Regions from separate parts of the Homo sapiens genome. Here region 1 is linked to region 2. A link is a contact called in ENCODE Hi-C or POLR2A ChIA-PET data. All regions are on one chromosome and are shown on one strand. Each heading gives the region's core, a stretch centred on a gene start or an enhancer-like site at or near the end of the contact. The rest is flanking DNA. Distances are from core to core; before and after follow the strand shown. Region 1 overlaps BAIAP2 (BAR/IMD domain containing adaptor protein 2). Region 2 overlaps AATK (apoptosis associated tyrosine kinase).

What was found. Hi-C counts contacts between places; a loop is a spot of excess contacts on that map. ChIA-PET counts read pairs that join two places held with the same protein, here RNA polymerase II (POLR2A). Pooled maps may share reads with other maps.
Region 1: POLR2A ChIA-PET joins it to region 2 with 16 read pairs in Panc1. The contact joins two enhancer-like sites. A Hi-C loop is called at or near these places in 3 of 50 pooled maps. POLR2A ChIA-PET finds 5 or more read pairs at or near these places in 2 of 52 experiments (Panc1 and WTC11).

What each region holds. Positions count from the first base shown.
Region 1 is chr17:81,069,887-81,073,577 of GRCh38, forward strand. All of the region lies in intron 3 of BAIAP2 (BAR/IMD domain containing adaptor protein 2), which reads left to right. Among named protein-coding and RNA genes, the nearest start is that of BAIAP2, 37 kb to the left of the region's middle. Within about 2 kb of position 2,283, at least 6 of the 41 ENCODE cell types and tissues checked have a DNase peak (open chromatin) inside an H3K27ac peak, as active enhancers do.
Region 2 is chr17:81,140,919-81,144,558 of GRCh38, forward strand. The region is part of intron 1 of AATK (apoptosis associated tyrosine kinase); the gene reads right to left. Among named protein-coding and RNA genes, the nearest start is that of MIR1250, 9.4 kb to the left of the region's middle. RefSeq lists a silencer at 1,873-1,922 and an enhancer at 2,189-2,689. Within about 2 kb of position 1,998, at least 2 of the 41 ENCODE cell types and tissues checked have a DNase peak (open chromatin) inside an H3K27ac peak, as active enhancers do.

The DNA of each region.
Region 1 (3,691 bases), core at 1,033-3,532, 71 kb before region 2:
TCTTTGGAGATGCACTTGTTGTACCCAGGAAGATTGGAGGGTTTTTTGTTTTCTTGGTTTTTTGTTGTTGTTGTTGTCTTTTCCCCCTTTTTGGAGACAGAGTCTCACTCTGTCACTCAGGCTAGAGTGTGGTGGCGCAGTCATACATAGCTCATTGCAGCCTCCTGGGCTCAAGCGATCCTCCCACCTCAGCTTCTGAGTAGCCAGGACTACAGGTGTGTGCTGTCACGCCTGTATACTTTCTAAACTTTTTGTAGAGACAAGAGCTTGCTTTGTTGCCCAGGCTGGTCTCGAACTCCTGGACTCAAGTGATCCTCCTATCTCGGCCTCCCAAAGTGCTGGGATTACAGGCGCGAGCCACCGTGCCTGGCCAGAGGTTGGTCTTGCAAGGCAAATTTGCCCATGAAGAAAGGAACAGGCCCTGCTCCAAGCTGTGGCCTGGGTCTGCCCTCCACACTGAGCGGACGTCCAGGCAGCCTTCGGGCTGGGTATTGAATGTGCTCTGCCGGGCAACCTTGGTCACTTGTGGCCAAAAGGGAGGTGGAAATGTGGAAAGAAACCCCTCTGCCCCGTCAGACCTTAAACCTCCTTGCGGACACTGGGCAAAGGAAGAGGCAAAAGGTGCTTTGGAGGGAGGAGAGAGGCACAGGGAGGGTTGCTGCAGAGGGGTTCCTAGTGGACGCGGGGGCAGGAGAAGGCCCTGGCGTGCCTGTCCCGCTGCAGCTGTGGGAGCTGGGCTTGGCCAGGTCGCTCAACCCGTGGGGAGAAGGTGTCGGGTTAGCTCAGCCCCCGCAGAGCCTCATCTCCACCCCTGTGTGTCACGTAGGGGCCCTCTGCAGCCTCCACTCCAGCCACCCCGGGTGGATGGCCGCTGACCCGGGAGCCCCCGTCTGCCTGGGACGCTGGGAGTGTGTGAGCAGATTTGGTGCCAGAGGCCCGGGCAGGCCTGAGGGTCCTTGATCCCAGCGTGATGGTGCGTTGCTGGTCCAGGGCCCATCCTTGGAGCCGGCGGGTTGGAGTGGTGGCTCAGGACAGTGGGGGTGGATGACAGAAGGCAGCCTCGGCCTCTGCTCTCCCTCCACCCCCATGTCCAAGATCTGAATGCTGACCCAGCCTTGACACCAAGGTGGCTCTTTGGACTTGCTTGGTTTCAGAACTGTGTGTGGGGAAGCAGCGTCAGCTACCGTCATCACCATGGCAACACAGACATTGATTTTTTTTTTTTCCCCCATTGGTTACCCGCTGGCCACATTCCATTTTTGCCTTTTTTGTAGGTGGGAGAAGAACTCTGCTTCTCCCAAGGAGAAGCTGGTGGCTGGAGGGCAGCAGAGAGAAGGGGCGGGATTGGGAGTCACCCCCGAGGTGGCGTCCTTGGGCTTTGGGTCAGCACTGGATCTGGTCCCCTGGCCCCTGTGGGGGCTCTGATAGCAAGATGTCCTGTCAGCCCCCTGGCCATCTGTCCTTCCCCGTGATGAGGGCGCTCTGTTCGAGCCCTGCCCAGGTGGGTGGTGATGAGCTCTCGAGGTGCCTTTGGGCTCTGGAAGCCACCAGGATAATTGAGAGTTGTGGATAGCTACTTCAGAAGGCTCTGGAAGGTGATGCATGCTCACAGCCAGCTTGGAGCAGCTGACCTCTCGCACAGAGCCCCTCTTCCACCAGCAGAGAAAGGAGAAGAGTTCCAGTGCCTCCGGAAGCAACAGAAATATCCAGGAAACGAGTGTTTCTGTGCCCTCAGTGTCCACTGGCCAAAAAGAGCACCCTGACCACTCGGTAGCAGCGCCCGTCCGTCCCTGAGCCTCTGTTTGAGGGACTCACGTCCAGCTCCCGGCAGACTCAGCGCGGGGGTCGGATGCCTTCTCCGCACCATCCCGCACCGCCACGAGCTGCTGTGGCTCACATTCTGCCATCCGAGCTCTGTCCAGGAGGCAGCCGAGAATTGGAGCAGTTCCCACGCCAAGTAGGGCCTTGTGGGTGGCCGGTCCCCTCCTCCAGCGTGGCACGGAGGCGCCGGAGCATGCAGGTCTATGCCTCTGCAGAGTCTGGGGCATCTTGTTCCATTTCCTTGCTGCCTCTCCTCTCGTCCGTGATCATCCCCCCCTCCCCCTCTGCTTCCGGCCTCCCCGGCCTTCCCAGTCTCTTGGGCCATCATCGTGGTTGTGTTGGTCCTGTTGCTCCTCCTTCGAGCGCCCACGTAGGGCTGGGGTTCCCTGCGGGCTGTGGGTGCCGTGCCCTCCCCGGCTGGCTCCAGCCCTCAGAAGCTTGGGGAGGGTGGGCTGGGCCATCTGCATTCCACCTGCCCAAGGGCTGCCACTCCCTTTTCCCAGATGGCTGGAGTGCCCCAGGGCAGCGTTGGGAGACCTGCGCAGGCCCCACCTCAGTCCACAACAATGTTCCTTGATTCCCTCCGGCTTCCTGCTCCTTCACCTCCTCCTGCGCAGCCCGGCCTGACCCATGTAATCAGGGAACAGGAGGGGCTCTCCTCAGTGTCCCTATGTCCATGCCTTGTGGCCACCTGAGCACTTCTCAGGGTCCAGTGGAAAACTCTCCTGCCCTGTTTGACGCCCACACTCGTCAGTTTCACCTTGGTGCCAAGAGCAGACGATCTGCTCCAGGCCCCACTTGGGCCACAGCCTCACAGCCGTCTCCACGTCCCCACCCGAACCTGGCATTTCCTGAATTCCTGGCCCCTGTCCGAGAAGGAGGCTAACCCTCCTGGGAGAGCTCTGGCAGGTGCTGACCCAAGTCCGTGGGGTCTTCAACCTTTGCAGACACCTGCGCCCAGAGGCCACGCCTCCCACTCTGAGCACAGGCGGGCGGACGCTGTCTGGCAGGCTCTGCCTTTCTTTCATTTTTCCTGACCTCTTCGCCCAGCGTCCTCTGCTTGGAGGTGGGTGTATGAGAAGGGGCCATTGGTGTCAGAGTGGGGCTGTCTGCTGAGCAGGTGAACACACCCCCAGTCCTTGCTCTGGGGCCGGGCTGTCCCGTGGGCCTCACGGACCTCATTGTCTGTGGTCATGAGCCTGCATCTTACTGATTTAATCCCGGGTGCCGGGTACAAACATGCACGCTTCCCTGATGAGAAAATGGCATCTGGCCTGGAGCCCCTTCCCACAGCCCTGGGTATTGGGTGCCTGTCACCTCCAGGATGACCCCCAGCCAGCAGACAGGTAGCAGGTGGAGGGTACCTGCTCTGGGGCCCTGGTGGCCCCAGTGGGTTGAAGCTCTCTTCGTAGGTGGCGTGGGGCCTTCTGTCCCCATGACCCTCCAGCGGCCCCTCCCCATGCCAGGGCTCAGCACCCCTGCTCCTCAGAGATCGAAGCCTCCTTCTCGGACCTTCCCCACCACTGTGGTCCCAGCTTCCTGTGCAGTCTCTTGGTTACCCAGGAGTTCAGAACTTTTACCACCTGGGGTGCCTTTCAGATACTCGGACCTCTTGGTTTGTAGGAGTACCAGGCCGGGGTGGGGAGGTGGAGGCTGTGCTGCTCCCCTCACCCTGGGCTCAGCCAGGGCCGCCAGCCTTCTTCCTGGGAGCAGTCACCAAGCTGGTCTCGGGCCGTGCTTTGGTAGAAATGATCTTTTAACTGACTAAGCAGAGTGTTAACTGAAATCATCATGAAATGCTGTTTATGCTCCATTTGGGATTCGGAGTCAAGCATTTGGGGACCCTCGGGCAGGGTCTGAGCTGCTGTTT
Region 2 (3,640 bases), core at 748-3,247:
GTGGGACCGTGGGACCATGGGGCCGTGAGCCGTGGGGACCGTGAGCCGTGGGGCCGTGGGGACTGTGAACTGTGGGGCCGTAAGCCGTGGGGCCCATGAGCCGTGGGGACCGTGGGGACCATGGGGACCGTGAGCCGTGGGGCCGTGGGGGCTAGGAGCCGTGGATGCAAGGGGCTGGAAAGGCCAGGGGTGGACTCTCCCCAGAGCCCAGCCTCCACCACATTGACTATAGCCCATGAAAGTGACTTTCGGCCGGGCGCGGTGGCTCACACCTGTAATCCCACCACTTGGGAGGCCAAGATGGATGGACCACCTGAGGTTAGGAGTTCAAGACCAGCCTGGCCAACGTGGTGAAATCCCGTCTCTACTAAAAATACAAAAAACTAGCCGGGCATGGTGGCGTGTGCCTGTAATCCCAGCTACCTGGGAGGCTGAGGCAGGAGAATTGCTGGAACCCAGGAGACGGAGGTTGCGGTGAGCTGAGATTGAGCCACTGCACTCCAGTCTGGGCGACAGAGACTCTGTCCCCCCCAAAAGAAAAGAAAGTAAGTGACTTTCAATTTCTGACTTCCAGAACCTACGATAATAGACTCCATGAAATCTGTAATCAGTGGCCACAGGAAACTCATGCAACAGCCCTTCCAAGGGGCTCCCCAGCAAAGCCTCTGTGGTGTCTGCCCCCAACCCCTGTGCCTCCTGGGACACAAGACAGGCCCAGCAAGGGTGGGGGTGCCATGGAAAGCTTGGTGGCTGGGCAGGTCCCCAGAGGGCCGCCATCAGTCCTCAAAGACATGCTCAGATGCAGTGGCTCAGGCCTGGCACCAGCTGGTCCCAAGGTGGGGTGGTGAGGGTACATCTGCTGTGCACACGTGGCTGGACGCGCTGGGGGCAGGTCCAGGTCAGCTTCAAGGACTCTGCCCAGGCTAACCCTAGAGGCCTCTAGTGCCAGCAGTTACTTACTTTTTTTCTTTCTTTCTTTTTTCTCTCTCTTTCTCCCTCTCCTTCCTTCCTTCCTTCCTTCCTTCCTTCCTTCCTTTCCTTCCTTCCTTCCTTCCTTGATAGAGTCTCACTCTGTCACCCAGGCTAGAGTGCAGTGGCATGATCTCAGCTCACTGCAACCTCCACCTCCCCAGTTCAAGTGATTCTCCCACCTCAGCCCCCCAAGTAGCTGGGATTACAGGCACCTGCCACCATCACCCTCGGCTAATTTTTGTATTTTTAGTAGAAATGGGGTTTCACTATGTTAGCCAGGCTGGTCTCAAACTCCTGACTTCAGGTGATCCACCCACCTTGGCCTCCCAAAATGCTGGGATTACAGGCATGAGCTACCAGGCCCGCTCTTTTTTTTCTTTTTTCTTTTCTTTTTTTTTTTGAGACAGAATCTTGCTCTGTCACCCAGGCTGGAGCGCAGTGGTGCAATCACGGCTCATGGCAGCCTCAAACTCCTGGGCTCAAATAATCCTCCCACCTTAGCCTCCCAAGTAGCTGAGACCACAGCCTTGCACCACCACACCCGCTAATTTTTACATTTTTTTGTAGAGACAGGTCTCACTATGTTGTCCAGGCTGGTCTCAAACTCCTGGGTTCAATCAATCCTCCCGCCTTGGCCTCCAGTTTCAAAGTTAATGTCTATTTGGCCATTGTCCAGCTCTGGAGCATTGGCTCTGCTGAGAGGTTGGGGTGGGAAGAGGCAGAGCCAGCCACAGGGAGCTGGCAGGGGACCAAGAGCAGGGAAGAGAAGGAGGTGCTTGGGGTGGAGACACCCCCACAACAGGCTGCCGGCTTTGAGTCAGTCCCACCCTCCTGGGAGTGGCTTCTCACCTGTGAGCCTCCCTGAGCAGTAAGGACCCAGCCCCACCCCCGCCCCAGCCAGCCAGCCTCCCTGTCCCCGTCCCCCAAAGTCCACTTGACTTGTAACCACCCTATCCACGGAGGTGTGGACGCATCATCGGCGTGACCCTCACGCCCACCAGGTGGCACTCTCAGCCATTTTACACACGCAGTGGAAAGGACAGGAGGCTCCTGGGACTCTGGGCCACACACAGAGGAACAGGGAGGCCAGCTCCAGGCACAGCGTGGCCTGAGCTCAAAACACAGGCGTGGTCCAGGATGGCGCCTACTCAGCACAGAGCTGGGGGATCCCAGCTTGGGGTGCTGCCGTCCGCAGCGTTGCCGGCACACGGCCTTCCCTCGAAGGCCACGGGAGAGTTCCGAGAGTGGCCTGGCTGAGCCTGAGAGTGGCCCCACAGCCCAAGCCCTTGGCCACACCTGGCTCGATGAGCCCCCACCCCCGCAACGTGCACACGTCCCAGGCGGAAGCCGCCTGCAGCAGCCCCAGGTCCCAGGCAGCCTGTGCGGGACCCTGGAGTCCCAGGACACGTCACCTGACCTGGCCCAGCTTCTACAGGGCTGTCCCTAGGACCGGGTGCTCACTGCAGCACAGGGTGGCCCTGGTCAAAGCCAAGAGCTAGTAAGTTTTCTGTGTTGGGTCCAAATGCACTTCCCCTCAACCCCATCCAGCTCTGCCTGGGGCCATGCAGCCCCCACCCCTTGTGTCCACGCAGCCCCTGCCTCCCGTGTCCACGCAGCCTCACTTCCCCCAGCCATGCAGCCCCCACCCCCCGTGTCCACGCAGCCCCAATTCCCCCAGCCATGCAGCCCCGCCTCCCGTGGCCACACCTGGTCCTCCAGCCTCCTCGACCCCTCTGGCTTCACAGCCTCTCTCCTCAGCACGTCGCCCCACAGTTAGCAATCCCCACCCCTGATGAGGCCAGGACTGTGTGGAGTCCAGGGGCCCCACGGTGGGTGGCCATGGGGTGTGATCCCCACGGGGTAAGGCGAGGCCTCCACTCTCTCCACCCACACTGCCTCTTCTGGAACCTTGGGCCCTGCCTGCCCGGGGCTCCAGGCTCTGCTCACCCGTCGGGTGTGCCTGGCATGCATGCCCCGTGGGTGCGGGCGTGACCCCCACATGCTAGCTCAGTCTGAGGTTCCAAGGCTCCCAGCCATTCCCCCCACAACAGCAGGTGCACCCAGGGTGAGCACGGTGCCCAGGGTTGCCCCTGCATGCTTCCTCCACCCAAGCTGCCTTCCTGCAGGGACGGGTGGCCAGGGTGGCCAGCACATAAGGTGTGGCTCTCTGCCCCCACCCCTGTCCCCGCTCGGCCCTTCAGGAAGCTTCCTGCTAAGTGGCTAAGTGCACCCCTCCAGGAACTTGGGGCTCACTCCCCTCCCCGAGGCAGCCTCTTTCACCTTTTGTGGCACCAACAGCCAGCGTCTCTTGCACAGACCCAGCCTGGCCCACACCTCCCAAAAATGCCCCCAAAATGTCCCCAAATCACACAAACAAATGGATCAGGATCAGCAAAGCTGCAGATAGGAGCCTGGGGGTAAAGGTCAAGGCCCCTTGTCCCAGCCCCACACTGCCCTCCCCATCGCTCTGTGCTGGTCGGGTGTTCACACCTGGGGCAAGGTAGCCAGGACCCTGGGGAGAGGGTGGCCACATCATCAGGGAAGAGCAGGCCTGTGGGTGGCCGAGAGGACACAGTGGCCCCTGGAGGCACCCCCAGGCGGGGCCGCTGCAGCTGGGACAATGGAGGGGCAAGGGGGCCGGGCAGGGGGCCCGCAGGAGCCCACAGGG